Linked DNA regions of Mus musculus: region 1 is linked to region 2. The links are chromatin loops, found by intact Hi-C in ENCODE. Cell type or tissue: gastrocnemius. All regions are shown on one strand. Links, peaks and the distances in the headings refer to the core of each region. The heading gives the core; the rest is flanking DNA. Region 1 holds the start of H2-M10.6 (histocompatibility 2, M region locus 10.6). Region 2 holds the start of H2-M10.3 (histocompatibility 2, M region locus 10.3).

Region 1 (15,146 bases), core at 3,152-11,151, 450 kb after region 2:
GGATCCGAGGATCCCAGAGTCACAGGACCACCGAGACAGCTTGACTTGGAGGAGTTCTGACACAACCAGGATCACAGGAAGGACAGGCTACAATCAGACATAGCCAGTGCAAGTAGCACTAGAGAAAACCAGATGGTGGGAGGCAAACATAAAAACATAAGCAACAGAATACAAGATTACTTGGCATTATCAGAACCCAATTCTCCCACCATAACAAGTCCTAGATACGCCAACACACTGGAAATGCAAGGTTCAAAATGAAAATCACTTCTCATGATGATGATAGAGGACATTAAGAAGAACATAAATAACTCCCTTAAAGAAAAACAGGAGAATACAGGTAAACAGCTAGAAGCCCTTAAAGAAAAAAAAACACAAAAATCCCTTAAAGAGTTACAGGAAAACACATCAAACAGGTGAAGGAAAGGAACAAAACCATCCAGGATCTAAAAATGGAATTAGAAACAATAAAGAAATCACAAAGAGAGACAACTCTGGAGTTAGAAAACCTAGGAAAGAGATCAGGAGTCATAGATGCAAGCATCACCAACAGAATACAAGAGATAGAAGAGAGAATCTCAGGTGCAAAAGATACCATAGAAAATATTGACATAACAGTGAAAGAAAACACAAAAAAGCAAAAAACTCCTAACCCAAAACATCCAGGAAATCCAGAACACAATGAGGAGACAAAGCCTAAGGATAATAGGTACATAAGAGAGTGAAGATTCCCAACTTAAAGGGCCAGTGAATATCTTCAACAAAACTATAGAAGAAAACTTCCCCAACCTAAAGAAATAGATGCCCATGAACATACAAGAAGCCTACAGAACTCCAAGTAGACTCTACCAGAAAAGAAATTTCTCTCATCACATAATAATCAAAACACCAAATGCACTAAACAAAGAAAGAATTTTAAAAGCAGTAGGAAAAAATGTCAAGTAACATATAAAAGCAGACCTATCAGAATAACACCAGACTTCTCACCGGAGACTATGAAAGCTAGAAGATACTGGGCAGATGTCATACAGACCCTAAAAGAATACAAATGCCAGCCCAGGCTACTATACCCAGGAAACTCTCAATCATCATAGATGGAGAAAGCAAGAGAATCCATGACAAAACTAAATTTACACAATATCTTTCCACAAATCCAGCCCTACAAAGGATAAGAAATGGAAAACACCAACACAAGGAGTGAAACTACACCCTAGAAGAAGCAAGAAAGTAATCTTTCAACAAACCCACACAAACATATCCCACCTCTAACAAGAAAATTAACAAGAAGTAACAATCACTTTTTATTAATATCTCTTACTATGAAAATTAATATTACCAACATATCCTAATCGATTGAAATTCAAAAATATGAGGAATTAGAAATTTGTCAGCTGTCATCTCTTGGTCTCTCTAATTTTGTAATGGGATAAATAGGTCCAATATTGTACAATCCATATACACTTTCTGCTTGTTTGTACATGACAAGATTTTGCTGTGGGCCACATAATGGTCTTGAAATCATGTGTCTCCTATCTTAGCCTCTCTATTATTAGGATTGTTTATTTAATGTCTTTACACTATACTTTGGATTTCAGAACAGCTGACATATTTCAAAATTATTTATACAGCCAAGGAACTATAGACAATTAATTTGGGAGGTGGCTTGTAAGAGAACAGCAAAGATAAGACTGAAGGCTTTGCTTGCTATTTGTAATTATTGTATCAATTTTGAAGAAGAGGACTTAATAAGTTACTCTTATTCTGAGATTAATGCTTTCCAAAATCATCACAGTCGATGAACCATAATCTTACCCTCACCTAACGTCTGTGCCACCATCCAAACAGAACCATTGTCTACTGAAACAGTGGATGAATGACTTGATGAAGAGACCATCTTAATACACACACCATTTCTTAAATGGATGTAACTTGTTCCCTGCAGGCTGAGAATGAAGACAATCACTCAAGTTGAATAGCTTTGAGTATAGCAGGAAATCTGTATCCAACTACTGTGCCTACAATTCATTCCTTGATGCAGCAGAACTGTCAATGCTTAGCTTATCTACTATGGAGGTAAAATCCTTTGGTGATGTGAGGGAAATTCAAGTACAGCCTTATTACAATGAATTCCAATGTCCAAAACTGTTCTTATTTTGTGTTTGTATCACAGTAAGCCAAGATTTTTAAGCTTTACTAAAAACAAAACAAAAAAAAACAAACAAACAAAAAGACTTTATCTATTTATATTCATTAAAAATACTAATAGTGATTGTGATGGTTTGTATATCCTTGGACCAGGGAGTGGCACCATTTGGAGGTGTGGCCTTGTTGGAATAGGTGTGACCTGGTCAGAATGGGTGTGTCACTGTGGGTGTGGGCATAAGATCCTCACCCTAGTTGCCTGGAAGTCCGTCTTCCACTAGCAGCCTTTGGATGAAGATGTAGAACTCTCAGATCTACCTATGCCATGCCTGCCTGGATACTGCCATGCTCCCACCTTGATGATAATGGACTGAACCTCTGAATCTGTAAGCCAGCCCCAATTAAATGTTGTTTTATTAAGACTTGCCTTGGCCGTGGTGTCTGTTCACAGCAGTAAAACCCTAACTAAGACAGTGATATATTATTTTTAAATATCATACAGTTAATATATTTAGACTTATTTAAAATTTATATTGAGAAAAAAGTATATATTTTCAGTATTGCTGTAGACAAACATCTACATAAGACTGTTCAATTGATTGTTGTTTTATATCAAACACCTTTTATAATACTCATTTTTATTGTTACATGTTTTATAAATTTAAAGAATATAAAAAAAGAAATGTATTGCAGGTTTTGAAGGGGGGCTCTCCTGGAGGAGTTGGGGTACAAAAGGGAAAGAAGAATGTGATGTAAGTCTATTTATTCAAACTATGTTTTTAAATGTTAACAATTCAGATAAATTGGAACTATGTATCTTTTCTCATCACAATTCAATAAAACTTAAATCAAAGGAAAAGAAAAGGAAAGGAAAGGAAAGGAAAGGAAAGGAAAGGAAAGGAAAGGAAAGGAAAGGAAAGGAAAGAAAAGAAAAGAAAAGAAAAGAAAAGAAAAGAAAAGAAAAGAAAAGAAAAGAAAATGAAGTGTGATGTCCCGGTAGACCCAGCCTCCCCTGGTCTGAATGCATTGCCTGCTGTGACAAGACAGCAGCTGTGTTGAACAAAATGTATCATAAATTGTGGAGGGTTAGATATGCTGGGGAGACAGACAGTCCTGTGGGATATAAAGATAGAATGCAGTCTGGTTGCAGCCTTGATGCCCTTGGGAGTCCTGCCTGGGATCCCAGATGTCTACTGCACTCCTGGGCAATCCCTTACAGTGTTCACACCACAAAAAGTAGAGGTCACACCATGAGGCAGCACTCCATGAGTCAGGTCTCAAATTCTGCTCACACTCTAGACATGTCTTTGGCAGTCTCATTTTGAAACATGACCTGACCTCTATAAGGATCATCCTGTCATCTTGTGAGCACACACTTGGCCATGTCAGTGGTCTGTGCAGACTCTGAGTCTGACCAGATTTCTATCACACTGAATTTTGAACGGTCTGATTTAAAGTTTCTTCCTTCCAGTATATGCGATGCTGCCAGGTTTTAGCATGTATTCCAATGATCTGACTGTCCTAATAGTGTGGTTCCTGGAGGGTTTGGGGCTAACCACAAGCTCAGTAGAAACTTTTGAGAAAATTACACTGATTGGGTACTGAGAGCTGAGGGTTTTCCATTATCTCTCCTGCTGTGGCTGCTTGCAATGTTTGTCTCCCTTTCTCCCTCTCTCCTGACTTAAAATATCTGATCCTGAGAGCACAGAGGAATTTTTCAGGGGCTTTCTGTCTTTACCATAACTCAGGGCATTTCTATTCAATGAGGGTGCTGGCTAGGCCCACAGTTCCCCCATTATAAACTCTGGACTTTTCCCTTCTGCTTTATGTTTCCTTTTATACTTTGCAAATAACATACGTGATTCTTACCATCACTCACTGCTTCTGATAGTTTTTATTCAAGTCACCCTGGCTTATTCCTGGGAGATTTTTCCATGTGCTCCTGAGTGTCCTGGCCCCAACCAGTTTTGTTTCTTGCTTCTACAGAGCGTTAGATCTGTGCTTAGTGCTGCAGATGAAGAAGGTTCACTCTCCTGTTCAAAGAACAGGGAAGAAGAAAGGAGAGGTCTGTGACTGCTGCCTACCCACCAAGTTCATCTGCAGGATCCTACCATGAGGGTTAGGCTTCAGTACAGGAGAGGAGGACCCTTCCCTCATCAGCTTTATATAATTTCCTATATTTCTTTGCAAATAAATAATAATATTATTATAATAATAGAGATTTCTGGACATCGCTCACCTCCTCTGACAGCTGTTGAGTAACTTTCCCCACTTCATTCTCTGGGCAATCTATCAGAGTGAGTCTGGGTCTTCCTCTCCACCAAGGATCTCCATGATCTTGAACTCCTTATCTTCCTGCCTGCACCTCCCAAATGCTGGGTTTGCCCGAGTGTGCCACGACAGGTTAGCTCACCTGAGACAATCTGAAGTGTGTCTACTTATCTGTGTGGAGAGAAGATTGCAGTAATGTTTCAGATGAGATTTTTAGACAGGAAGTAATTACTTGCCGCCTGAATTCTTGTCATTGTTTTTTGCTCTTTGAGAAATGAATCCCCTCTAGTTCAGGAAGGTCTTAGACTCCTCTGCTTCCCAATTACAAATGTTACAGGCATGCACTACTATGCCCTGCTACATTAGAAGAATTCTGTAAGAGAATATTTTTAGTATTAGATAATATTTTACACTGTCTTGGGTTTTCTATTGCTGTAAAGACACACTGTAATAGCCTCATATTCATGAATTCCATGCCAATTTAAAAGAATCAAGAAGAAATGAAGATACCATAGGTTTACATAATTAACTAGGACCTATGTCTCAACAATGACTTAACCATAGCCTTTTAGATCAGTGGTTCTAAACATGTGGGTCGCGACCTCCTTGGCAAACCTCTGTATCCACAAATAATTACATTGTGATTAAAATACAAAATTACAATCATGAAGTAGTAAAAAATAATAATAATTTGATGGTTGGGGGTCACCACAGCATGAGTATCTATATTAAATGGTTCCAGAATTAAGAAGGTTGAAAACCACTGCTTTGGATAATGCACTGAGTCACATATGCCAGCAGCAGTGGGAAGGCCATTAATAAGAGATCAGAAAACAAAACAGGTGATCACTAGGGAATCGCTCAAGCTTGTTCCAAGACTCCCAAAAGGAAAACCTCACCTCCAGGCAAATCATAGGCTGCAGAATGCTGCAACCTGACATCTCAGAGCAGCATTCCCAACCCTGGCCCCAGAGCCTCCAACCAGGATTGAATTGTTATCATCCAGGACTGAACTCAGAGTCACATCACTGGAAGTGACATGAACAGAGGTTCTTACACACTTCACAGAACTGTACAGCAGCCAGTCTAGATGATCCTCATTTATTTGTAGTGGATCTCATTCCAGATAGCTGAAAAAAGGACCTGCCTAAGGAACAACTATTTCTCCAAAATGTTGAACCTGTATCTGCTGCCACACAGGGATGATAGAGTTCTTCTTCCTGCCCAGCCTGAACTCCATGCCAATATGGTTAGAAATGTATTGTTCCTCCCACAACATAAAACAAAAAGTCCATTCATCACCAATTGATCCCTTCTCCAGTTGACTATAATAAAGATAATATCTTAGCTCCCAAGATAGCATTAGGGTTTTTGAGTACTGGAATTCTTCACCATCAACTTAGGGCCTGATTAATGTTTTCAACGTTTTCTATGGAAAATATGTGGCCATATTAATAACTGAGTTTTTGACAATTTGTACTGAAAGGACTTAGTCAAAGAACGTCTTACTTCAAAATGACATTCATTAACATTCAGTGTGCAAGATTCTCCTATGGATATGAATGCAGCCAATAATGAAGAATTCAGGGATGTTTGATGTCCTCAGTGTGGACAACCTTGAGGAAGGAAAGTGCCACCTGTGCCCATTTAGTGACTTATCAATGAGGAAAATTTACAATTAATCCAAATGGTTGGCAAATTACTTTTATTCCTAGCAATTTGGAGCCAGTAACAGATGGATGTCTAAGCGCTAGGCCAGCCTGGTCTACATAACCACTTCCAGGTCAGCCAGGGCTCCAAACTGAGATACTGTTTTCAAAGAAAACTGATATGAAGGACCTTGCTGCTTTGCAGATGACCACAGTTGATTTCCCAGCATTTGAATCTGGCAGTTCTGTTCCTTAACTCCAGATGCAGGGTTTCTCACTACCTCTTCTGGAACCTTCGAGTACCTGTTCTTTGCATACACCCAGAAACACACAAATATACATACAAATAAAAGTGAGTAATAAAATTGTTTCTCCTAAAATATATCTGTGAAACTGAATTTTTCTATGTTTCAAATTAAAAAAAACAAAAACAAAAACAACCTGCTAAAAGGAAGACACAAAATTCTATGATCTGTGGGAGGGAAGATGAAAATAAGGACTCCCAGAAATGGTAAATATCTAAAAGGCTCTGCTGACATCTTCATTTCCTTTTGGAAAACAGTTCTTTCTCCTTTATTCAGCTTACATGCAATTAGTTATCAATATCTGAATGGAATCAAAACTCTCAAAACATCTAATTCCTACCATGATAGACATGGATTGACATAATCCACACAAGCACAGTCACCACAGAAGGCTACACGATGTGTAAGCATGTACAGAGTTTCTAACATTGAAATGTTTGACAATTGCTGACTTACAGGCCTCTGGGCTAGGACTCAAGGATTTGAAACTTGGACCAGAGGACAGACTTGTTCTTAGACACTGATGCCAGAACACAAAGCTGTATAACAGGTGCAAAGTGGGGAAGCAGTACCCTAGACATCCCCCACACCCAGGAGTTGGTCTCTCCAAGACCCACCCCATCAGGTCTAAATCACTACCTTTGGGAAATCTATGAGAAGCCAATCAGCATCAGCCACAGCAGGTTATAAAGTGAAGAGATACCAAGCCTGATTGAAGCCCTACTTATCAGAGAGGATGAGGAAGCCTGGACCCTGGGACCTCCTCCTCCTGTTGATGGCAATAGACCTGACCCAGTATTGTGCAGGTGGGTGAGAGGCATGGAGGGAACTGGCCTTTTAGGGAACAGGACACAGCACTTGAAATCCTCACCTCTCCACTTTCTTCCTTGAATAATCAGACCCTCCCTGATCTCTGAGCTGGATCACCCCTGACCCTCTCCTGCACCCCAGGTCCACAAACACACAATCACTCCTGTTCTACTCTCTACCAACCTGCTCTGGGTCCAGGCTGAAAAGTCAGGGTCTCAATGTGCACCACCCGCAGGCTCACACTGGCTGCAGATTTTCAACATTGTGATTTTGGAGCCTGGCATGTTGGAGGCCCGGTTCATCCAGGTCGGATACGTAGACTCCATACAGTTTCAGGGATTCGACAGCAAAGAACCAAATGCAAGGATGCAACCTCGGGCTGCTTGGATGAAGCAGGAGCCACCTGAATATTGGGAGAAAGAGACAGCAAAAGCCCTGAGCTTCTCACTGTCAGGAAGACGAATTCTTAAGTACATGATGTCTGCAAATAAAGACAAGAATAATGGTAAGTGATCTCAGGGCTGAGGCCATAAGTCCTCAGTGCCCTAATGGTCTGACCCAATAAGCTCCACTCTAGGTCCCCAAGTCATAGATACAGCCATAGCCAAAGGGACCTGGTGACTTTAGAGCCAGAGAACTACAGACTGTTACCTGGTTAGGGGTTTAGTTGGGGACAAAATCCTAGGATGTAAGAGAAGCCTCATAGTGACCAAAGGCTGAATGGGGGTGGGGCAGGTTATCACACCCTGCAGGAAGTGTATGGCTGCAACGTGGCAAATGATGGGAGCTTCCTCGAAGGTCACTACCGGCTCACATACTATGGATATGATTCCTTAATCCTGAATGAGGACCTGAACTCTTGGACTGCAGAGGGTGAAGTAGGTGAAAAATTCAAGACATACCAGGAGCAAGGAGGCATGACAGAAAGTTGGAGGACTTACCTGCTAGGGGAATGCGTGGAAAGGCTTCTTAGATGCCTGGACCTTGGAAAGAAGACCTTGCTGCACTCTGGTAAGAGACACCCTTGCCAACCCCTTCTGGTTTCTGAGATTGGAGATCCTGCCTCCCTGAGGCCTCCTCCTCAGCAGGGAGCAGCTGGAATGCTTACACTGTCTTGCATCAAAGGGGAAAGAGAGCTCCTTGGTTTCCTGACTCAACATGAGAGAGGGACTCTCCAGAGGATTCACCCTTCTCCCAGGACAGTTCAGTGTGTCCATTAACAGCAGTTGCCTTCCATCTCAGGCCTGATCACTGTCCATGCACGATGACATTGAATGTCTGACTCCAGGGTTGCTGAGTCCTTAGACCCCTTCCCCAGTCAGAATCAGAAGTCTATTTGTCTAGAGGGAGACCCAGAGTTACCTGCGCTGAGTTGGTTCATGGTTATTGTAAAATATTCCAAACAATAGCTCACCCAGAACCTGAGTTTAGGCTTCTGTGTGGACTCTGCTCCCTCCCTCATCCAAGTCTCCCATCCTTTCCAGAGATGGTCCCATGAGCACTGCTCAGGCCCCCGGAGGAGTACAAAACACATGAATTTTCCAATTGTTCCCCTCAGATGCCCCCCGAACACATGTGACCCACCATGTAAGACCTGAAGGGAATGTCACCCTGAGGTGCTGGGCCCTGGGTTTCTACCCAGCTGACATCACCATGACCTGGAAGAGGGATGGAAAAAACCACACCCAGGACATGGAGCTGCCAGACACCAGGCCTGCAGGGGATGGAACCTTCCAGAAGTGGGCAGCTGTGGTGGTTCCTCCTGGAGAAGAGCTGAGATACACATGTCATGTCAACCATGAAGGGTTACCTGGGCCACTCACTCTGAAATGGGGTAAGGAGTGGGTGTGAGCACACACACTGCTGTCAGGAATTGTGTGAGCTCTTTGATGAACCAGAGCAGGATCAGGGTTGAGAGCTAGGGTCAGACTCCTCACTCTTCCTTCTTTTCCATCCTCAGAGCCTCCACACACCATCCCCATCATAGCAATTCTCATCGGCCTGGTTCTTGGAGCTTTGGTGGTGGGAACTGTGGTGATTTTTCTGGTATGGAAGAATTAAAGGTAAGAAAGGGGCAGTGTCTGAATACTTGTCTCTCTACAGATCTGCAGACCAAGCTACAAAAGTACCTGGCCATTAAAGGAAAGATGTATCCACTCACGCACTGGGACTTGTGTGCTGACTTTAACTCTATCATAAAGCATAAAGGAAATATAGAAAGGTCCACTGCCCTCTTGATAGAAGGGATGGAGATCTGATTGTGACTCCCCACAGACAGAAAGATGTCACAGAGAAGGTCCCTGCTGAGAACAAACCTAAAGAAGGCCAGTTAGTCCTCTTTACTTACTATGTTCCATTGTGTTTTCTCCTCTGTCCCCTGAGCTGCAGTCCCAGTTCAAGAAACTTCCCTGGGGTTTGACCAGGAGATTTTCCACTCCCACAACATTACTGCTTCCACAGTCTCTCACTGGCTGTGTTTTCCCCACAGGTGGGAAAGAGGCACCTATAATTCAGCTGCCAGTAATTAAGTCTGAGTTGGTTCCTGAGATCCTTGCAGTAGGAAACACAAGTACCCATTGTGGATCCTCACACATTTTTTTTTCCTCTGGGCCCTATTGCTGTGGGCTTTTAACAGGTCTTATGCTGTTCTGCCATAGGCATGGACAGTGCCCAGAGATCTGATGCATCTCTCTCAGTAAGATAGAAAATACTCAAAGAACATATTCCTGACCTGTGTGACTTGCTAGACTGAAACTGTTGTTAGCATGGATGCCTGTTTGGTATGATGGTTTAATAATCACCAATCAGAATTTGTGCTTCATTATTTCCTTCTATAGTGTGAGATACCTGTCTTGTGTGACTTCAAAGGGTCCTGACTTTTCTTTCAATGGCTAGCATCTGTGTCCAGGTCTCTGTCTCCTGTAAAGACAACACAAGGAAGTGAGTTCAGCCCAGACCTGAGCATGACTCCCCTCCACACTGACCTGTGTGTCTTCTCCAGTCATCTCTCCTGATCCAGGAGAGGCAGGCCTGGGAGATCTCCATCAGTGACTGACCTTTGGTTCCAGTGAGTTGTAAATTTATTCTTCCTACTTCAATATTAGGGTTTTGGTCATTTTTTTGTGAATTCTTCTCATTGTTTATTTAATGAGTAAACCAGATCAAAGCGTGATGAATAATATAGTAACTCTGTCTTGAGAAGTTGAAATCCATTATTTTGGTCTTCTCTGTCTTTTCCTAGGTGCCTTTCTTTCTCTTCAACTTCATATATGCATGTGTTAATTTCTCATACTAATAAACTTGAACTTTGATTCATACTTGTTGTCTTTAATTTATTTTCTTTCAATGTCAAGAGTCTCATCTTCACTTAAGTATAGGTTTCTTGTAAATTACACTTTTATTTCCTCCGATGATAAGATAAGATAACAACTGGACACAAGCTGGGGTAATACATGGTTTTGGACTGAAACCAGAGCATGTCCTCTTTTCTAATGATTGCTAAGCCTAGGCCTGAAAGCTTCCAGCCTCCACACAATCTAGTCTCCCATGCTGACAGGTTCAATCTGGTTTCTCTCAACTTCTGACTGAATTGCTTTGTTAGCCTCATTCTAACTTTGGCAATTTTTTTCCTAATCTTCTGGATCCTTCTCATTTCCAGGGCAGTTCTGTCTACACTTGTGTCCTGTATGTTCTCTCTGTAATCTAACTTTGTAAAACTGTTCTGGTAAAACTGCAATACACACACCGCATACCACACCACACTTTCTCTCTTGCTGATGTTCTCATGAGAGTTGGGCGTATCCTATTTCTGACTTGTTCTATCAGATCTTTCTCTAATTAATCATTTTGTCTGGCCGTCAATAAGATATTGCTTTCAAACATGGTTCCTTATTTCTACAAACATTACTTCATTGTTAGATCTGGCAGGATTTTCCCTGTCCAATTCAATTAAAATATTAGTACAGTAAGAGGCCTGTGATTAAATGAGAAAAATGGAGGTAGCAGAAAGAGTTGCATGGACAGAGAGCAACTCAAAGGAGAGGAAGAAGCCAAGATAGAAGTGGACAGACACATAAATAGCCACAGGTAGTTATGAATATCATTTAGGCATAGAATAGCCGGACGGTGGTAGTACACGCCTTAAATCCCAGCACTTGGGTGGCAGAGGCAGGCAGAATTCTGAGTTCAAGGCCAGCCTGGTCTACAAAGTGAGTTCCAGGACAGGCTACACAGAGAAACCCTGTCAAAAAAAAAGCATAAAGAGATAGAATAATTGCATGTGTCTGATCTTGGTGGGCAGCTTGTATCATTATCAATTAGCTCTGAAAATATTGTGTGGGTATCTTGTGCATTGAGAATTTATTAATATATAAATCTGTCTTGTAAATTATAAACTTCTAGAGTTTGTTTCTACCGGGTGGATGGGTGTTGTAGCAGCTGACTGTGGGGAGGATGGTTGTTGTATGGGTCTCCATGGCAGTGAAAGGAACTCGGGAGCTCCAAGCACTGCAGGAGAGTTGGCAGGCAGACAGTAGCTGGACGGAGCACAGGAACTTGGAGGTTCTACTATATATCCCTCAACAGTCATAGACAAAAGGTATGTAGTAAGGGTGTGTCTGCATTCAAGCTGGATTGTATCTTTGGATATGATCCCTTGCCACAACAGCAATGGTGCTGGATTAAAATTTCTAAACAGAAGTCCTTACACATGCAGCATGGAGCAGTCTCTACCCTACATCAAACTGGGTCTGCCACTATTCCTGCTGACCAGAAGGACTCTCTGAAACAACGTTGGCCAGGTTGCTTGGCTATCACTGAGCTGCTCCTTTGCTTTGCCTGTCACCTCCAACCTTCCGCTTCACCATCTGAAGATCCACAGAGTGGATTGTTTTATTTTTGTGGTTGTTTTATCTGAATATATGCTTGTCTCTGTAACACTCATATGCCTAGTGTCCATGAGTGACAGAGGAGGGTCTCGGGTCCCCTGGAACTGGGGTTACAGACAGCTGGCTTCTATCATGGAGCCATTGGAAACCAAACACAGTTTCCCTGGAATAACAACCAGTGCTCTTAACAAATAACAAGTACCAAGTTTTCCTAACAACTGAGCTATCTTTCTGCCCTTTAATTGTGTTTGTGTGTGTGTGCTTATGTGTATGTTTGTGTTGTATATATGTCTCCCTCTGTGTATGTCAGTATGTATAAGGGAAAAAGAGAGAGAGAGAAGAGAGAGAAATGGGAGATGAGTGTTTGTGCACAACAATATAGGGCCCTTGTAGGGTAGAATGCAGTGGAGCCCTAGGAACTGGCAGTTTAAACTTCCTTATTAAGCATGCTGAGAACCAAACTCAGATTCTCAGGAACTGCTCTTCACCACTGAACCATCTCTCTGACTCTTTGACTCAGAACTAGACTACATAGTTTTCTAACACTTCCAAATTGGAGTGAGAGGCACATTGGTTTTATAAGAGAATAATTAGCTTCTGGGAACTAGAAATCACTACAACTTGCCTTCTCACCCAGACCAAATATTGGGCATAGAATCTTGGGAGTAGTGTTTGGGTACTAGTTTCCTTAACCAGACCCATGTCCTCTTTGTCCTGTTCACAAGTCCTCCTGAGTCCTGGCACAGGGGGCAATAAGTCAGTAATTCTTCATCAGTTCATGGGAAAATGCCCAAACATACTTAGGTTTAGTTAGATCTCAAAAATAAATATGTTCATGTGTATAGTATCTATTTATATTAACTGTATTAGGAACTGGAAGTTTTAAGATATTTACTTCACTAAAGACATTATCAAATAACTATAACCTGAGGTTAAAAAGTGGGACTCGGTGACCCAGGGCCATCATGATAGTTATTCTTGACTGTCAAAGTTACATCAGAAATTAACTGAAACCCATCCTCTTCTTCCTCTTCTTTCTCCTCCTCCTCCTCCTCCTCCTTCTTCTTTCTTCTTCTTTCTTCTTTCTCTTCCTCTTCTTCCTCTTCTTCCTTGTCTTCTTCTTCTTCTTCTTCTTCTTCTTCTTCTTCTTCTTCTTCTTCTTCTTCTCCTTCTCCTTCTCCTTCTCCTTCTCCTTCTCCTTCTCCTTCTCCTTCTCCTTCTCCTTCTCCTTCTCCTTCTCCTTCTCCTTCTTCTTCTTCTTTTTCTTCTCTAAATCTTTAGTTGGAAAGACATAGTTTTTATTTAACTTTTTATTGATTCATTCTGAATTTTACATAATGAACCCCAATCTCATTCACCTCCTGTCCCTCCATACCCACCCTCTTTCCTTGCAAACTCTCACTCCTAAAAGAAAAAGGCAGAAAGAAGCTAATTGTGGAAACTGTAGTGTATCACAATGTGTCTCAAGGTATATTTGTCTACATTTCTTTATTTACAATATTTCATTGGAATGCGTCATTAGTCTAGGTCAAAGGCTCTGTCTTCTACTACACTATCAAAACTGGATCATCACCAGGACTCCTGTTGGAAACCTTGTGATTGACATGTGTCAAGAAGATCCTGCAGCTTGAGATCTGTTGGCCAACCCCTTCATGTGCTTCATAGATGGGACACATGTTGGAGTGAGCCAACTCAGACCCTGGATCTTTGCCTAAGTGGTAGCTGAGTTGGTGGTTAAGCTACCAGATATTCTGCACTATCACCATTAGGACAGGCTCTCCATCACTGCCCCCAGCTAGCTCTCCCAGGGCTATGCCCAGCAAGAGACAGAGTTACCTCTCCTGCTCTCATGCCCTTGATTTACCTGCACCCATGCCAGCAGGGCTCTATTGTATTGTCCAGGCAAGGTGCACAGCCTAGTTTGCCAAGAGTTGAAGCTAGTGAGGAACAGGGCCAGCTCTCCCCACCTACCATAGGTGGCAAAAGATAAAGGGAGGGCCTCTTTCCCTCAACTACACCACTGCATGGCAGATGTGTGGCAGAGCCAGCTTTCCCATACTTATGCCTATGGGGCATGCTCACCCACGACCCCTACAAACAAACAGCCAGCAAACTGTGCTTCCTGGGAAAAGTGTGTGGCCTGATCTCCTGAGTACTGTAGATGGAGAGATACAGGGCCCGGTTTCCTGCTCTCAAGCATTTAGGCCAGCTCTCTCATGATGCCCAGGTATAAATGGAGAGATCCACAGGGCCCTCAGATATCAACATGGCCCCAGGTGGCAGCCCAGACCAGGAATATCCACTAGCTATTGATGTTAATATATTCCCTCTCCTGCAGGGCCACAAATCTGGACATGGCCCTTTACAGCAACATGGGCCAGGACCTCACTATGGTCATAGGTGGGCATCCCCAGCTACTCACATCAGGCTGTTCCTCACTACTCTAAGTCTCCAGTTCTGCCTCTCTTCATTTTGTACACATTGTTCTGCTTTTTTTTCTCTTCCATCTCTCCACCATGTACTTCATTATCTTAGTCACACGTGGTGCCTATGGGTATCTGCGGTCATCTCAGGAGTGCTATGCCCTGTCTCTCTGTAGCACTGAGCAGGGGGTATCTCGGGCTTGGTCTGGCACACCGGACATAGGATTGGTGGTCAGGGGGTGATTTTTGGCACGGGGCGGGGAAGACAAACTTGTAATCTGGATCTCCTGAATTGGGCAGATACAGCTTCGTATTGAGCCAAACCTTATGCTGGCTGCCCCTATAAAACACATGGAAGAAGGAATGTTTTCTGCTCTTCTCTGCCTCCCCTCCGCACACTGACTTAATCCATTCCTTCACTAACATTAGCTAGTGTCTACCTCAGTATTCTGGTGTATACAGAAGACCCGCTGAGTCATCCAGTCTCATGAACTGAATGAACATCTACTGGATTCTTGTACGTTCCTTAACTAGACAGTGATTGTTGGACTAGTTGGACCACAGCCTGTAGGCCACTCTAATAAATCCCCTTTATACATACACATGCACACACTCATACATACATATGCAAAAATACACATACATACACATATACACACA
Region 2 (15,146 bases), core at 2,661-10,660:
TGTTCTGATTCCCGTTTTGTATTCAGACTCTACCAAACTGGGCTGCTGGTAGATTGTTGAAGTATTTGCAAGCTGCTGTTGCTGACTTGTGAACTGAACTGCTTACCTGACAATGTAGGTGGGATTTGCTCTAAATAACAATTTCTAAACAGGACCACTTTGCCTGAATCCTAATAACCTTTCTTTCCCACTCCCTCTGGTGGATAATGGGAAGAAAGGAGGTTAAAACACTTAAGAAACATTTTAAAAGTTAGGGTTAGAAAAATTTAAGCCTACACCATATCATCTTGTTTCCCCTCCCATTGCAGAGTGTTCTTTCCAACTGTGATCCAAAATAAGACTGTTATCTTAGGCTGTTCTTGTCATATATTTTGTTGTACCAACAAGAAACATAACCAATTTTTCTGAATGCAACTATTTTTCTGATCTCCAATTTCCAGCGTCAGGATAAATTAGCTCAAGATTCACTCTTACTCTCCCAAGGTACATTTTTCATTCATGCATTATTAAAGATTAGTTGCAGGTCTGAACACTAGGATCTAGGATGACATAGCATTCTTTGGGAATTTCTCTGGTTGTCATGACAAATCTGAGGAGCAGCAAGTGCTCTTGTTCACTGAGGCATCTCCCCACCTCCAATGTTTTGTTTTGGTTAAATGAGACAAGTTCCATGGATCCTGATACCATATCTGTCTTATGCTTTCTGGAGATGAAATCCAGGTATTTCTGTGTGTTGGACAAAGCACTATACTAATTGAGCTACATTCTAGCCATCCTCTCCCCTGCTGTCTCTGCTTTAAACTATATGATTTCTGTACCACAACTCTTTCTCTCATCCTATAGTTCATAAGATGAATTAAGTACCTGTCTTCTGTGGACCCCAGCAAAACCTGATAAACCCTCAGTAAGTGCCTGACACCTTTTAAAGTTTTATTTTACTTTGCATGTATGGATATTTTGCCTGCATGTTTGCCAGTGTACCACATGCATGCAGTACCACAGGAGACCAGAAGGTGGCAACAGACATCCTGGAACTGGAGTTACAGACTGTTGGGGTAAACTAAGATACTGACTGATACATTGAATTATTTAATAGTTTATGTAAAGCACTGAGTGTTACTCAGTTCTAAGATTAACTTCACTTGCCACCTGGAATAGAATGACATGGAGAAATAGCTGAAACAATGCCTCATTGCCCTTAAGATCCTGCTGCCTCACAAATTGTGAAATTGCTTGTCAGCCTCACCTTGTGGTCTTAGAGTACAAAATGAGAATGCAAACCAGAAATAGGCCTTTTTAGGAGCTATCCTGGTTTTAAAATCCACCGGTGCCTATGCCTCTCTTGTGCTCTGGTGTTGGTGTGCTTTGTCCAGAGATTCCCACTAGGCTGTGTGTCACAATGTAGGTGCTGGGAATTAGACCACAGTTCTCTGGAGGATCAGCCAGTGCTGTTCAGCTGAGTCAGCTCTTCAGCCCCACCTGACACCTTTACAACCCTCACACAGTGACTGTCTCACCTTCACACCACTAGGATAGCTTTTTTTTTTTTTTAAAAGACAGGCCACTTATCCCACTTTATTTCTTAGATATATTTCGATTGAAGTAGAATTGCAACATCTCTGCTTGCCTCCCTCTATACCTTCTCAGTTACTCTCCTTCCAACCCATTCCAAGTTCTTCCTCTTAATAGCTTCTTTTTCTTTCTCCATCATTGTTACCTATGTCTGTGTAGGTAACAATGTATGTGTGCCTGTGTTTCCACAAACAGGTATATGAATGCAACATGCTGAGTCTGTTTTGTTGTTTGTGTGTGTATGGTTTCAGGGCTGACTGCTATCCACTGGCCATCCAATAAGAGGCTCATTGGTGGAGAGGCTAATTCTAGCTCAGCAACCATCAGTTGCCTGCAATTCTTCGTCTAGGGGATGGGCCCCACAGAAGTTCCCTCTTTCATCTTTGTTGCTCTTGAATCTGTCTTGTCTATGCAGTTATTTCTAGGAGAGACTGTTTCCCACTAGACCTCCTGCTGTTCTGGTTTTTGTAATCTTTCCATCCTTTCTGTACAGGGGCATAAATGCAGGAGCTCTAATGTTGATATATCAGTGGGGACTGGCCTCCCCAAGATCTGTTGATCTCTGTGCTGTGTGCAGTCATGATTCTCTGTGTCAGTCTGTTTGCTTCTTTGATGAGGGTTGGTAACTATGGTTATCCACAAAATATGAGTCTCACACAAAGAGTGCAACTATTTTCATTGACTGTTTCACTTACATAGTAACACTGATATATTTATTAGAAATACGTTTAACTTTAATTTTAGGTTTACCAATTTGTTTGTTCCAGCCTTTCACTTGGAAGGCTCCATGACCCTTATCTGTGGAAGTTATTTCCCAGTTCTTCCTCCAACCCCCAGGCTCTCAGAAATAAAACTCAGAATCAAAATAAATTTACACATGCTTTGACAATATAGCTAGGTTCTTCTCTGGCTAGATCAAAACTTAGAGTAAACCATTTATTTTAGTCTACATTTTTGCCACATGGCTGGTTACCTGTTCTCAGGTATCAAGCATCCATCTCTTTACACCTTCTCCAGGAAAATTTCCTGCCTGGCTCTAGCCCAGAATTTTCTCTTCTCCCAGATGTTCCATTTTCAATTTCCTGCCTAAGCCAAAGATCAATAGATTTATTATTGACAAGTGCCACAACCATAGAGACACAATATATTATCTCTCAACCTATCAATCAAAGTGAATTAGAAAAATTTTGTGAAGTAGCATTATAATGAAAGTTGTTTTTATAGCTGTTCAATATTTTTAAAAAGTTGTTTTGCAATAGTTTCTCAGTAATTATATTATTAATACTTTATTAATCAGAAGTATTCTTATTCAATAAAATGAAGAGGAAGCCTGGACTAGCGAAAAAGCTCATTGGTTAAGAGTCCTGTAAGGTTGGCCAGCAGATATTGAGCACTGTGTGCTGTAGAGAAATAGCATGAGGTGACTGCTGCAGCCTACTAGCTGTGAGGTGACTTAAGGATATCTGTAAATCCCAGCACACTGGGACACTGAGAAAGCAAACTTTCTTAGCAGAGAACACTGATGTCCGCCAAGTGAGCTGCATGCCTGAGGAAGTGGCCTCCATGATCATTTTCTCATGAGACAGTTTGTTTTAGTTAATCTAGGAAACCCATAATAGCTTTGGACTGCTGACCGATTTCTCAGTCTGCAAGGAGATTTGGGTCACCTTGAACCCAGATAAACTATGGCTTCAGAAACAGAAGCTGGTGAGAATTGGAATCTGTGGGCAATCTTTATTCTGTTTGCCTATAAACAATGCTGGAATATTCAAGAAAGCACAGTTACTCTGTATCTCCTGTGTCCTGATTAATGTGACCTAATTATCCAAAGGACCCCAACACACTAGATATTGACAGTGTGCCAGGAGCTCAGGCAACATGGCATGGCTTTCTGGAGAAGTCTCTATCACCTTATGAAGTAAGAATTTACTTTGTACCTGGCTCTCTTCTTTTAGCCAAGAAATTCTAGGACTTCTTTAGAATAAAATCCAACTTCTAAATCATTTTTTTTGTTGAAGTATTATTGACATGTGAAAAGCTGTTCTAATTTATTTTATTAATTTGTTAATTTTATCAATGCCTCATTAGGCACCTTGGATGTTCTGGAACTTGCTGTGTAGACAAGGCTTGGGACACAATCACAGGGATTCACCTGCTGCTACTTCTGCCTCCCAAGTGCTGGGAGTAAGGGTCCACTGTTGAAGTTAGGTTGTTTGCTATAGATTGTAAAGCTAAATACTGGCCCCCAAGATTGATTGCCCCCAGGTGGATAGATCCTCAGGGACAAAGGAATCCACAATACACCATGTGATGCTCTGTCACTTTGTTCCTTATTTAAAACACTAGATTAAATAAACATAGGAAAGCCTGTAGTTGTGCAGAAGAGATGTAGGCATTGTTTCAGTTGCTGAGCTTGGGTCTGAGGAGAGAAGACAGGGAAAAATGGTGAGAGAGAAGAAGGGAGAAGAAGACATCTTGCGGTGGGTAGATCATGAGAGCACGGCCCTGAGGGCCAGCCAGCTGGAGCAGGAGCAGCTCAGATAGAACACGGGCAGTCATATCTACAGGTCATTGATAGTGAGGTAGAAAAAATAGCATAGAAGGTTGATATCTTCCCAGCTCTAGTGATTTTAAGGCTTATTATGAATGTAAAGGTTTTGTATCTTTTATTTGGGAACTAAATAATCAAAGGTGGTTACAAACTCCCAGTTAATTTTAACCACCATACACAACCATGCCTGGATAGCTGTTCTATTCATGTGTACAAATCAGTGAGTTTGTGTAGATATTGTAGACTAGGACAAGGTCACTCCCATCAAGGCCAAATTGAAACATTACCCTGTCAAGCCCTTTGCAGAAGTGATACTATGTTAGAGGCACCATTAAGACCCAAGAACCCAGCATGATACCCCCAACGCCTGCCAAAATGAGAGCAAAAACCAAGTCCATCATAGTCCATAGGTCTGGAAAAGTGCCTGACTATACTCATGTTACATTTGTCCTTTGTAGCTCCATTCTTTGCTAACTGTTCTTGCTAACTGAAGTGTGTCAACCAGGATTTGTATGTGTGTGTGTTTGTGTGCATAAAATACTTTGGGTTATATCATTTGGTGAAGTTCCCTCTATGGCCATGCCCAGACTTTCCTTACACATCTGAGATACAGGCTTTGATATTACAAAGAGAGAGAGAGTCTCTTAGAGCCCTCTGTCCTGAACAAAAGCCACAGACACTGATCCTGCAAAATAAGGCAATATTAGTTAAGGTTCTCTATAGAAAGAGAACTTGTGGAATAAATATATGTTTGTATATTTTATGTGTATATATATATATATGTGTGTGTGTGTGTGTGTGTGTGTGTGTGTGTTTGCATATGTATGTGTGAGTGTGTGCATGTGTGGATATAAAGGGTATTTATTAGAGTGTTTTACAGGCTGTGGTCCAGCAAGTCCAAAAAACACTGTCTAGTTAAGGAAAGTACAAGAATCCAGTGGATGTTCAATTCATGAGACTGGATGTTTCAGTGGGTCTTCTGTATACACCAGAATCCTGCTGTAGACTCTAATGCTAGTGAAGGAATGGATTCTAGCCAGAGTGAGGAGAGGCAAAAACATTCCTTCTTCCGTGTTCTTTATAGGGGTGTCTTCCCCCCATGCCAAAGATGACCCCCAGACTACCATGCTGCGTCCTTGGTGAACAGAGCAAGCCAGAGATGACCCCTGCTCAGTGCCACACAGAGGCAGAGCATAGTACTCCTGAGATGACCCCAAATACCCAGATACCACCCCAGGTGTGACTAAGATAAGCAAGTACATGGTGGAGAGAAGGAAGAGAAAAAGAAGCAGAAGGATGTGTGAACAATGAACAGAGTCAGAACTGGAGACTGGAGAGTCGTGAGGAACAGCTATTTTTAGTTCCTGGCCCATGTTGCTGTAGAGCGTCATATCCGGATTCCTGGCCCTGCAGGAGAGGGAATATATTACCATCAATAGCTAGTGGATATCCCTGGTCTCGGATGCCACCTGGGGCCATGTTGTTGTCTGAGGGCCCTGTGGATTTGGCCATGTTGACCTGGGCATCCTGAGAGAGCTGGCCTAAATGCCTCAGAGCAGGAAAGATGGCCCAGCACCTCAGCAGTTGCAGTACCCAGGAGATCAGGCCACATACCTCCCCCAGGAAGCACAGGTTACTGGTAGTTTGTCTGCAGGGACTGTGGGTGAGCATGTCCCAAGTGTGTGAGCATGGGAAAGCTGGCTCTGCCACACATCTGCCATGCAGTGCTGTGGTTGAAGGAAAGAGGCCCTCTCTTTATCTCTTGCCACCTGTGGCAGGTGAGGAGAGCTGGCCCCAAGGTCATGAGGCTGGCTCTGTTCCTCACTAGCTGCAATTCTTGGCAAACTAGGCCCTGCACCTTGCCTGGGCAATACAATACAGGCCTGCAGGCAAACCTGCTCCAAGGGCATGAATGCAGGAGAGCTAACTCTGTCTCTTGCTGGTATAGCCCTTGGTGTGTTAGCTGTGGGCAGTGATGGAGAGCCTGTCCTAATGATGATGGTGCAGAATATCTGGCAGTTTAACTACCAACTCAGATAAGACCCAGGCCAAGGTCCAGGGCTTTGAGTTGGCTCACCCCAACATGTGTCCCATCTATGAAGCACATGAATGGCTTGACCAACAGATCTCAAGCTGCAGGATCTTCTTGACACAGGTCAGTCACAAGGTATCCAACAGGAGTTCTGGTGATGATCCAGTAGTAGAAGCCTGAGGTTTTGACCCAGACTAATGACTCATTCCAACGAATATTTGCAAATAAAGAAGTGTGGACAAATATACTGTCAGACACATTGAGATATACTACAGTTTCCACAATGAGCCTCTTTCTCCCTTTTCCTTTTAGGAGCGAGAGTTTGCAAGGAAAGAGGGTGGGTAAGGAGGGACAGGAGAGGAATGGGATTGTGGTGCATGATGTGAAATTCAGAATGAGTCAGTAAATTGTTAAATAAACAGTGAGTCTTTCCACCTAAAGACAGTGAGGAGGAGGAGGAGAAGGGGGAGGAGGAGGAGGAGGAGGAGGAGGAGGAGGAGGAGGAGGAGGAGAACAACAACAACGAGAACGACAAGAACAACAAGAGGAAACAAACAAGCAAACACACACCTCCCAAGGTTACCTAGTCCCTTGTGTTTCAGTTAATTTCTGATGTAATTTTGACAGCCATGAATAACTAACTTGATGGACCTGGGTCACTGAGTCCCATGTTTGTCCTCAGATTACGGTTATTTGATATCGTCTTTAATGAAGTAAATATCTTAAGACTTGCACTTCCTAATGCAGTCAATATAAATTGATACAATACACATGAGCATAATTATTATTGAGATCTACATAAATCCTAAGCACGTATGGGCATTTTTCCATGAACTGATTGAGAATTACTGACTTATTGGGCACTGTGCTGGGACTGTCCAGGGCTTGTGAAAGGACCAGGATGACATGGATCTGGTTAAAGAAAGTAGTACCCAAACACTACTCCTAGGAGAATTCTATGTCTAATATTTGGTCTGTGTGAGAAATAATGTTGTAGTGATTCCTAGTTCCCTGAAGCTAATCTTTCTCTTATACAATACCTGTGCCTCTCACTCCTATTGGGAAGTGTTAGAACACTATGTAGTGCAGTTCTGACTCAAAGAGCCAGAAGGATGGTTCAGTGGTTAAGAGCAGTTCCTGAGTATCTGAGTTTGGTTCTCAGCATGCTTAATAAGGCAGTTTACAACTCTCTCAAATACCATCTCCTAGGGCTCCACTGCCTTCTTCTGCCATCCAAGGGCACTGTATTCCTGTACACAAATACTCATCTCCCACCTCTCTCTCTTTCTCTCCCTTACACATAGTCACATACACAGAAGGAGACATATACACAACACAAACACACACATAAACACACACACACACACACACACACACACACACACACACAATTAAAGGGCAGAAAGATATCTCAGTTGTTAGGAGCACTTGGTACTTGTTATTTGGTAAGAGCACTGGTTGTTATTCCAGAGAACTTGTGTTTGGTTTCTAATGTCTCCATGACAGTTCTCAGCTGTCTGTAACCCCCATTCCAATGAAGGAAAGATTAGTTTTATAAGTAAGCAACCATGTTTGGAAGTGACATCTATATGAGGGCCAGGCAGAATGATGAAATAGAGAAAGCTTTGAGAGAACAAGTCTGAAATAGGATATGCTCAACTCTCATGAGAACAGCAAGAAGAGGGAAAAGTGTGGTGTGGTATGAGGTGTGTGTATTGAAGTTTTACTATGACAGTTTTACTAAGTTAGATTATAGAGAGAACATACAAGGCACAGTTGAAGACAGAAGTAGCCAGAGAATGAGAAGGAGCCAGAGGACTCAGAACAGATCGCCAAGGTTAGTATGAGGACAACAAAGCAATTCAGTCAGAAGCTGAGAAAAGCGGGATTGACTAAGTCAGCTTGGAAGATTAGGTTGTACGGAGGCTGGAAGCTTTCAGACGTAAGCCTAGGGAATATTTAGGACAGAAAAGGACATGCTCTGGTCTCAGTCCAAGCAACATATTCCCACAGCTAAGGTTCAGCTTTCATCTTATATCATCATCTGGGGAAATAAAAGTGTCATTTACAAGAAACCTCTACTTAAGTGGAGATGAGTTTCTTCCCTTGGGAAGAAGAAAATTTAAAGACAACAAGAATGAATCAAAGTTCAAGTTTATTAGGAAGAGAAATTAACAGATTTAAATATGAGGTTGAAGAGAAAGAATGGCACTCAGAAAAAGATAGAGAAGACCCAATGACTGGATTTCAACTTCTCAAGACAGAGTTGCTATGTTATTCTTCTTGCTTTCATTGGGTTTACTCATTAAATACACCATAGGAAGAAGTCACACAATAAGTAATTAACAAAATCCTCTTGTTAAACATGGAAAAATAAATTTACAGCTCATTGGAAACTGAAGGTCAGTTTCTGATGTCCGTCTCCCAGACCTGCCTCTCCTGACAGGAGACAGAGACCTGGACACAGGTGTCAGCCATTGAAAGAAAAGTCAGGAGCTTTTGAAGTCACCTAAGATTGCATTTCACACAATAGAAGGAAATAATGAAGAACAAATGCTGATTGGTGATTATTAGAACATAATACCAAATAGGCATCCATACCAACCATAATTCCATTCTAGCAAGTGGCCCCAGCTCAGGAACATGTTCTTCAAGTATTTCCTACCTTACTAGGAGAGATGCATCAGATCTCTGGGCACTGTCCATGCCTATGGCAGTACAGCATCAGACCTGTTAAGGGCCCACAGCAATAGGGCCCAGAGGGAAAAATGTGTGAGCACACACAATGAGTATCTGTCTTTCCTAATGCAAGGGGCTCAGAAACCTACTCTTACTTAATTACTGGCAGACCATTTTTTTCAATTTTTATTAGATTTTTCTTCATTTACATTTCAAATGCTGTCCCAAAAGTCCCCTATACCCTCCCCCTACCCTGCTCCCCTACCTGGCAGAAAAATTATAGATGTCTATTTCCCTAATGTGGGAAGAGGGCAGCCAGTGAGAGACTGTGGAAGCAATAAAGTTGTGGGAGTAGAAGAATCTCCTGTTCAAACCCCAGGTAAGTTTCTTGAACTGTGATTGCACCTCCATAGATGCAGGAGAAAACACAATGGAAGATTGTATGTAAAGATGACTTAATGTCCTTCTATAGGTCTGGTCTCAGCAGGGACCTTCTCTGTGGCATCTCTCTGTTTGTGGGGAATCAGAATCAGGGCTCCATCACCTCCATCAAGAAGCAGTGGATCTATATTTCCTTTATGCTTCATGATAGAGTTAATGTCAGTACAAGCTCCAGAGACTGAGTGTATACATCTTTCCACTAATGAGGCAGGGTACCTTTATACCTTAGCCTTGAGATCTCTAGGGAGACAAGGACTCAGACCCCAATCCCTTTCTTACCTTTATTTCTTCCACACCAGAAAAATGACCACAGTTCCCACCACCAAAGTTCCAAGAACCAGGCCGATGAGGATTGCTATGATGGGGATGGTTTGTGGAGGTTCTGAGGAGAGAAAGGAAGGAAGAGTGAGGAGTCTGACCCTACCTAACAACCCTGATTCTGCTCTGGTTCTTTAAAGAGCTCACAATTTTCCCAACAACAGAGTATGTGCTCACACCCACTCCTTACCCCATTTCAGAGTGAGAGGCTCAGGTAACCCTTCATGGTGCACATGACATGTGTATCTCAGCTCTTCTCCAGAAGGAACCACCACAGCTGCCCACTTCTGGAAGGTTCCATCCCCTGCAGGCCTGGTATCTGGCAGCTCCATGTCCTGGGTGAGGTTGTTCCCATCCCTCTTCCAGGTCAGGGTGATGTCAGCTGGGTAGAAGCCTAGGGCCCAGCACCTCAGGGTGACATTCCCTTCAGGTCTTACATGGTGGGTCACATGTGTTCGGGGGGCATCTGAGGGGAACAATTGGAAAATTCATGTATTTTGCACTCCTCTGTGGGCCTGAACAGTGCTCATGGGACCATCCCTGGAAAGGGTGGGAAACTTGGATGAGGGAGGGAGCAGAGTCCACACAGAAGCCTAAACTCAGGTTCTGGGTGAGCTATTGTTTGGAATATTTTACAATAACCATGAGCCAACTCAGCGCAGGTAACTCTGGGTCTCCCTCTAGACAAATAGACTTCAGGTTCTGACTGGGGAAGGGGTCTAGGGACTCAGCAACCCTGGAGTCAGACATTCAATGTCATCGTGCATGGACAGTGATCAGGCCTGAGATGGAAGTGAACTGCTGTTAATGGACACACTGAACTGTCCTGGGAGAAGGCGGAATCCTCTGGAGAGTCCCTCTCTCATGTTGAGTCAGGAAACCTAGGAGCTCTCTTTCCCCTTTGATGCAAGACAGTGTAAGCATTCCAGCTGCTCCCTGCTGAGGAGGAGGCCTCAGGGAGGCAGGAGCTCCAATGTCAGAAAGCAGAAGGGGTTGTCAAGGGCCTCTCTTACCAGAGCGCAGCAAGGTCTCCTTTCCAAGGTCGAGGTATCTAAGAAGCCTTTGTACACACTCCCCTCGAAGGTAAGTCTTCCACCTTTCTGCCTCACTCATATTCTCCCACCTGTTCTTCATGTATTCAGCTCCCTTGCCCTCTGCAGTCCAGGAGCTCAGGTCCTCATTCAGGGTTAAGTAATCGTAGCCATAGTAGGTGAGCCGGAAGTGACCGTGAAGGAAGCGCCCATCAGTAGCCACATTGCAGCCATATACTTCCTGCAGGGTGTGATAATCTGCCCCACCCCCATTCAGCCCCTGGTCACTGTGAGGCTTCTTACCCTCCCCCTCCCCCCAGGATTTTGTCCCCAACGTAACCCTTAACTAGATCACAATCTGTTGTTCTTTCTGGTCAAAGGCTTCCAGGGGTCACTTTGTCTATGGATGCATCTCTGACTTTGGGGACCTAGAGTGGAGCTTATTGGGGTCAGACCATGAGGACATTGATTTGTCATGACCTCGGAGCTGAGGTGACTCACCGTTCATTCTATGTTCATATTTTTCTATCATGAAGTAAAGAATTCGTCTTTCTATCTGTGACAATAGCAGAATTTTTGTTGTCTCCACGTTCCAATACTTAGGTAGTTCCTGCTCCATCCATGCAGCCCGAGGTTTCAAAATAGCCATTGGTTCTTTGCTGTCAAATCCTTGATACTGTATAGAGTCTACATAGCCAATGTGGATGAACCGGGAATTAATCATGCCAGGCTCCAAAAATGCAATGTTGAAAGTCTGCAGCCAGTGTGAGCCTGTGGGTGATGCACATTGAAATGCTGACTCTTTAGCGTGGACTCAGAGCAGGTTGGTAGGGAACAGAGCAGGGGTGGTGGTATGCCTATGGACCTGAGTTGCAGCAGAGGATCAGGGGTGATCCAGCTAGGGGATCAGCGAGGGTCTGGTTAGGTAAGCAAGAAGATGCAGAGATGAGGATTTCCGGTGCTGTTTCCAGCTCCCCAAAGTCCAATTCCCTCCAGTCCCTCACCCACCTGCACAATACTGGTTCAGGTCCATGGCCACCAAGAGGAGGAGGAGTGTGCAGCATCCAGGGTTCCTCATCTTCTCTGATGAGTCAAGTCTCAATCAGGACCAGTCTGTCTTCACTTTATAACCTGATGTGGCTGATGCTGATTGGCTTCTCATAGATTTCCCAAAGGCAGTGACGTAGACCTGATGGGGTGGGTCTTGGAGAGATCGATTCCTGGGTTTGGGGGATTTCTAGGGTACTAATCCCCCAACTTGCACCAGTTCTACAGCTTTATATTCTGGCATCATTTTCTAAGCACTAGTCTGTCCTTCTGGTCCAAGTTACAACATCCTTGGTTCCTAGCTCAGAGGCCTGTAAGTCAACAATTGTCTAACATTTCAATGTTAGAAACTCTGTACATGCTTAGCCTTTGTGTAGCCTTCTGTGGTGACTGCTTGTGTGGATTATAGCAATCCATATCTATTATGGTAGGAACTGGACACTTTGAGATTTTTAATTCAATGTAGATATTGATTACTATCTGAATGTAAGGTGAATGAAAAGAGAAAGGACAATTTTATGAAATGGTAAATAACACCCGAAGATTGTTTTGGACATTTTACATTTCTGGGAATCTTTATTTGCATCTTCCCCATCTTCCCCACCACAGATCATAGGATTTTGTGTCTTCTGTTTTATATATATATATATATATATATATATATATATATATATATATATATGAAATGCTAAAAATGCAGTTGCACATGTATATTTTCCGAGAAACAATATTAAGACTCAGTTTTATTTGTATGAATTTTGTGTGTCTCTGTGTGTATTTCAGGGGCAGGTACTCAAAGATTCCAGAAGAGGTAGTCAGAAACCCTGGATCTGGAGTTAAGGAACATGTGGCCTGCCAGACTCAAGTGCTGGGAAATCAGCTCTGGTCGTCTGCAAGAGCAACAATGGCCCTTCATGTTAGTTTTCTTTTGAAGCAGCATCTCACTATGTAGCCTGGATGGTCTGGAAGTGGCTATGTTTATCAGGCTGGCCTAGCACTCAGAAATCTATGCTACTGGCTCCAAAATGCTCAGAATAAAAGGAATTTGCCCACCAACTGGTTAATTGTAATTTTTTTCCTCATTGATAAGTCACTAAATGGGCACAGGTGGTACTCCCTCAAGGTTGTCTACACTGAGGGCATCAAACATCATTGAATCCTCCATTATTGGTTGCATTCACATCCAGAGGAGAATCTTGCACACAGAATGGATGCTAGGTTAATAAATGTTATTTCAATGTACAATGTTTTTTGACCAAGTCCTTTACATACAAATTGTGAATAGGTCAGTCATTAATATGGCCACATATTTTCCATAGAAAACTTTGGAAACATTAAGAAGCTCTTAAGTTGGCTGTGAAGAAATGTTATCTTGGGAGCTTAGATATTATCTTTGTTGTAGTCAACTAGGTAAGGGATCAGTTGCTGATGAATGGAATTTTAAAAAATTTTATGTTTTTGGAGGAACACCTCATTTTTAGTTGTTCCTTAGGCAGGTCCTTTATTCAGCTATCTGGAATAAGATCCACTACCTGTAAATGAAGAGAGTCTAGACTGGCTGCTGTACAGTTCTGTGAAGTTTACAAGAACCTCTGTTCATGTCACTTGCAGTGATGTGACTCTGAGTTCAGTCCTGGCTGGTCACAATTCAGTCCTGGTTGGAGGATCTGGGCTCAGGGCTGGAAATGCTGCTCTGAGATGTCAGCTTCCAGTATTCTGCAGCCTATGATTTGCCTGGAGGGGAGGATTTCCTTTTGGGAGTCTTGGAACAAGCTTGAGCGATTCCCTAGTGATCACCTGTTTTGTTTTCTGATCTCTTATTAATGGCCTTCCCACTGCTGCTGGCATATGTGACTCAGTGCATTATCCAAAGCAGTGCTTCTCACCCTTCCTAATGCTGGAACCCTTTAATACAGTTCCTCATGTTGTTTGACCCCCAACCATCAAATTACCCTTTTTACCACTTCATAAGGGTCATTTGTATTCTAATCACAATGTAAGTATTTTTGTATATAGAGGTTTGCGAAAGCAGTTGTGACCCACATGTTTGAAACCACTTATCTAAAATGCTGTGGTTAGGCCATTGTTAAGAGCTAGATTATAGTTAATTATGTAAATCTATGGAATCCTTATTTCTCTTTGATTGTGTTAAATTGACATGGAATTCATGAACATGAGGCTATTAGAGTGTGTCTTCATAGCAATAGAAAACCTAGGGCAGTGTAAAAATACTATTTAATACTAAAAATACTCTCTAACAGAATTCTTCTAATGTAGCAGGGAATGGTTGTGTATGCCTGTAACACGTGTCATTGGGAAGCAGATGATTTCAAGCCTTCCTGACCTAGAGGGGATTCATTTCTTAATGAGAAAAAACAAGGACAAGAATTCACATTGCAATTAAATACTTCCTGTCTATAAATCTCATCTGAAATGTTACTGCAATCTTTTCTCCACACACCTAAGTAGACACACTTCAGATTGTCTCAGGTGAAATAGCTGGCATTGCACACTGGCATGAGGATCAGGAGTCAGGACCATAGAGATCCATGGTAGAGGGGAAGACACAGGGTCACTCTGATAGACTGTACAGAGAATGAACTGGGGAAATTTAGACAACAGCAGTCAGAGGAGGTGAGCCATGGCTAGAAATCTCTAGTTTATTTGCAAAGAAATAAAGGAAATGATACAGAGCAGACCAGGGAAGAGTTCCCCTGTCTTGTACTTTAGCCTAACCCTCATGGTAGGATCCTGCAGATGAACTTGGTGGGTAGGCAGCAGTCACTGACCTTTTTTTTTTTTTTTTTCCTCCCCTGTTTTGAGAACAGGCGAGTGAACCTTTCTCAATGAAGCACTGAGGACAGGTCTAACTCACTGTAGAACCTTTAATGTAGTACTGTAGAAGCCTTAAACTAAGCAGGATAGGGCCAGGACACTCAGGAACACATGGAAAAACATGCCAGGCATAAGCCAGGGTGGTTTGGATAGAAACTATCAGAAGCAGTGAGTGTTGTCAAGAATCATGCACCTTATTAGCAAAGTAGAAGAGGAAATGTTATAAAGCAGTAAAGGGGGAAAGTCTAGAATGCATAAAGGGGCGACTGTGGGCTTAGCAAGCTCCCTCACTGAATAGAAGTTACCAGAGCTATAGTAAAGACAGAAAATTCCATTCTGCACTCAGTAACAGGTATTTTAATTCAGGAGAGAGGGAGAAAGATAAATGTTGCAAGTAGACACAGCAGGAGAGATAGTGGAAAACACTCTCCACTCTGTACCCAACAAGCATAGTTTTTTTTTTTTTTTTTTAAGACCTCTACTGAGCTGGTGGTTAGTTAGGCCCAGTCTCTCCAGCAACCACACTCTTAGGGGAGTCAGAGCATTGGAATATGTGCTGAAACCGGGCAGGATCGCATACACAGGATGGAAGAAGCTTTAAATCAGACCATGTAGAATTCAGTGTGGTAGAAATCTGTCA

The links. Peaks named below come from ENCODE experiments on the same cell type or tissue, not always from the same donor. Only the 100,000 strongest peaks of a DNase experiment are listed, where the experiment ranks them.
Region 1: a loop joins it to region 2, with 5 times the contacts of the local background. A loop is called at or near these places in 19 of 42 quality-filtered maps.

The regions. Positions count from the first base shown.
Region 1 is chr17:36,805,074-36,820,219 of GRCm38, forward strand. H2-M10.6 (histocompatibility 2, M region locus 10.6) reads left to right here and starts at 7,102. Exons shown (of 6, transcript NM_201611.2): 1 at 7,102-7,173; 2 at 7,413-7,682; 3 at 7,913-8,188; 4 at 8,736-9,011; 5 at 9,138-9,240; 6 at 10,086-10,493. The coding sequence starts at 7,104. The coding sequence ends at 9,238. In gastrocnemius, for the core only: no CTCF peak of the experiment used is centred there; no DNase peak of the experiment used is centred there.
Region 2 is chr17:36,356,710-36,371,855 of GRCm38, forward strand. It overlaps H2-M10.3 (histocompatibility 2, M region locus 10.3), which reads right to left and starts at 11,708. Exons shown (of 6, transcript NM_201608.2): 1 at 11,633-11,708; 2 at 11,126-11,395; 3 at 10,607-10,882; 4 at 9,784-10,059; 5 at 9,555-9,657; 6 at 8,295-8,885. The coding sequence starts at 11,702. The coding sequence ends at 9,557. In gastrocnemius, for the core only: no CTCF peak of the experiment used is centred there; no DNase peak of the experiment used is centred there.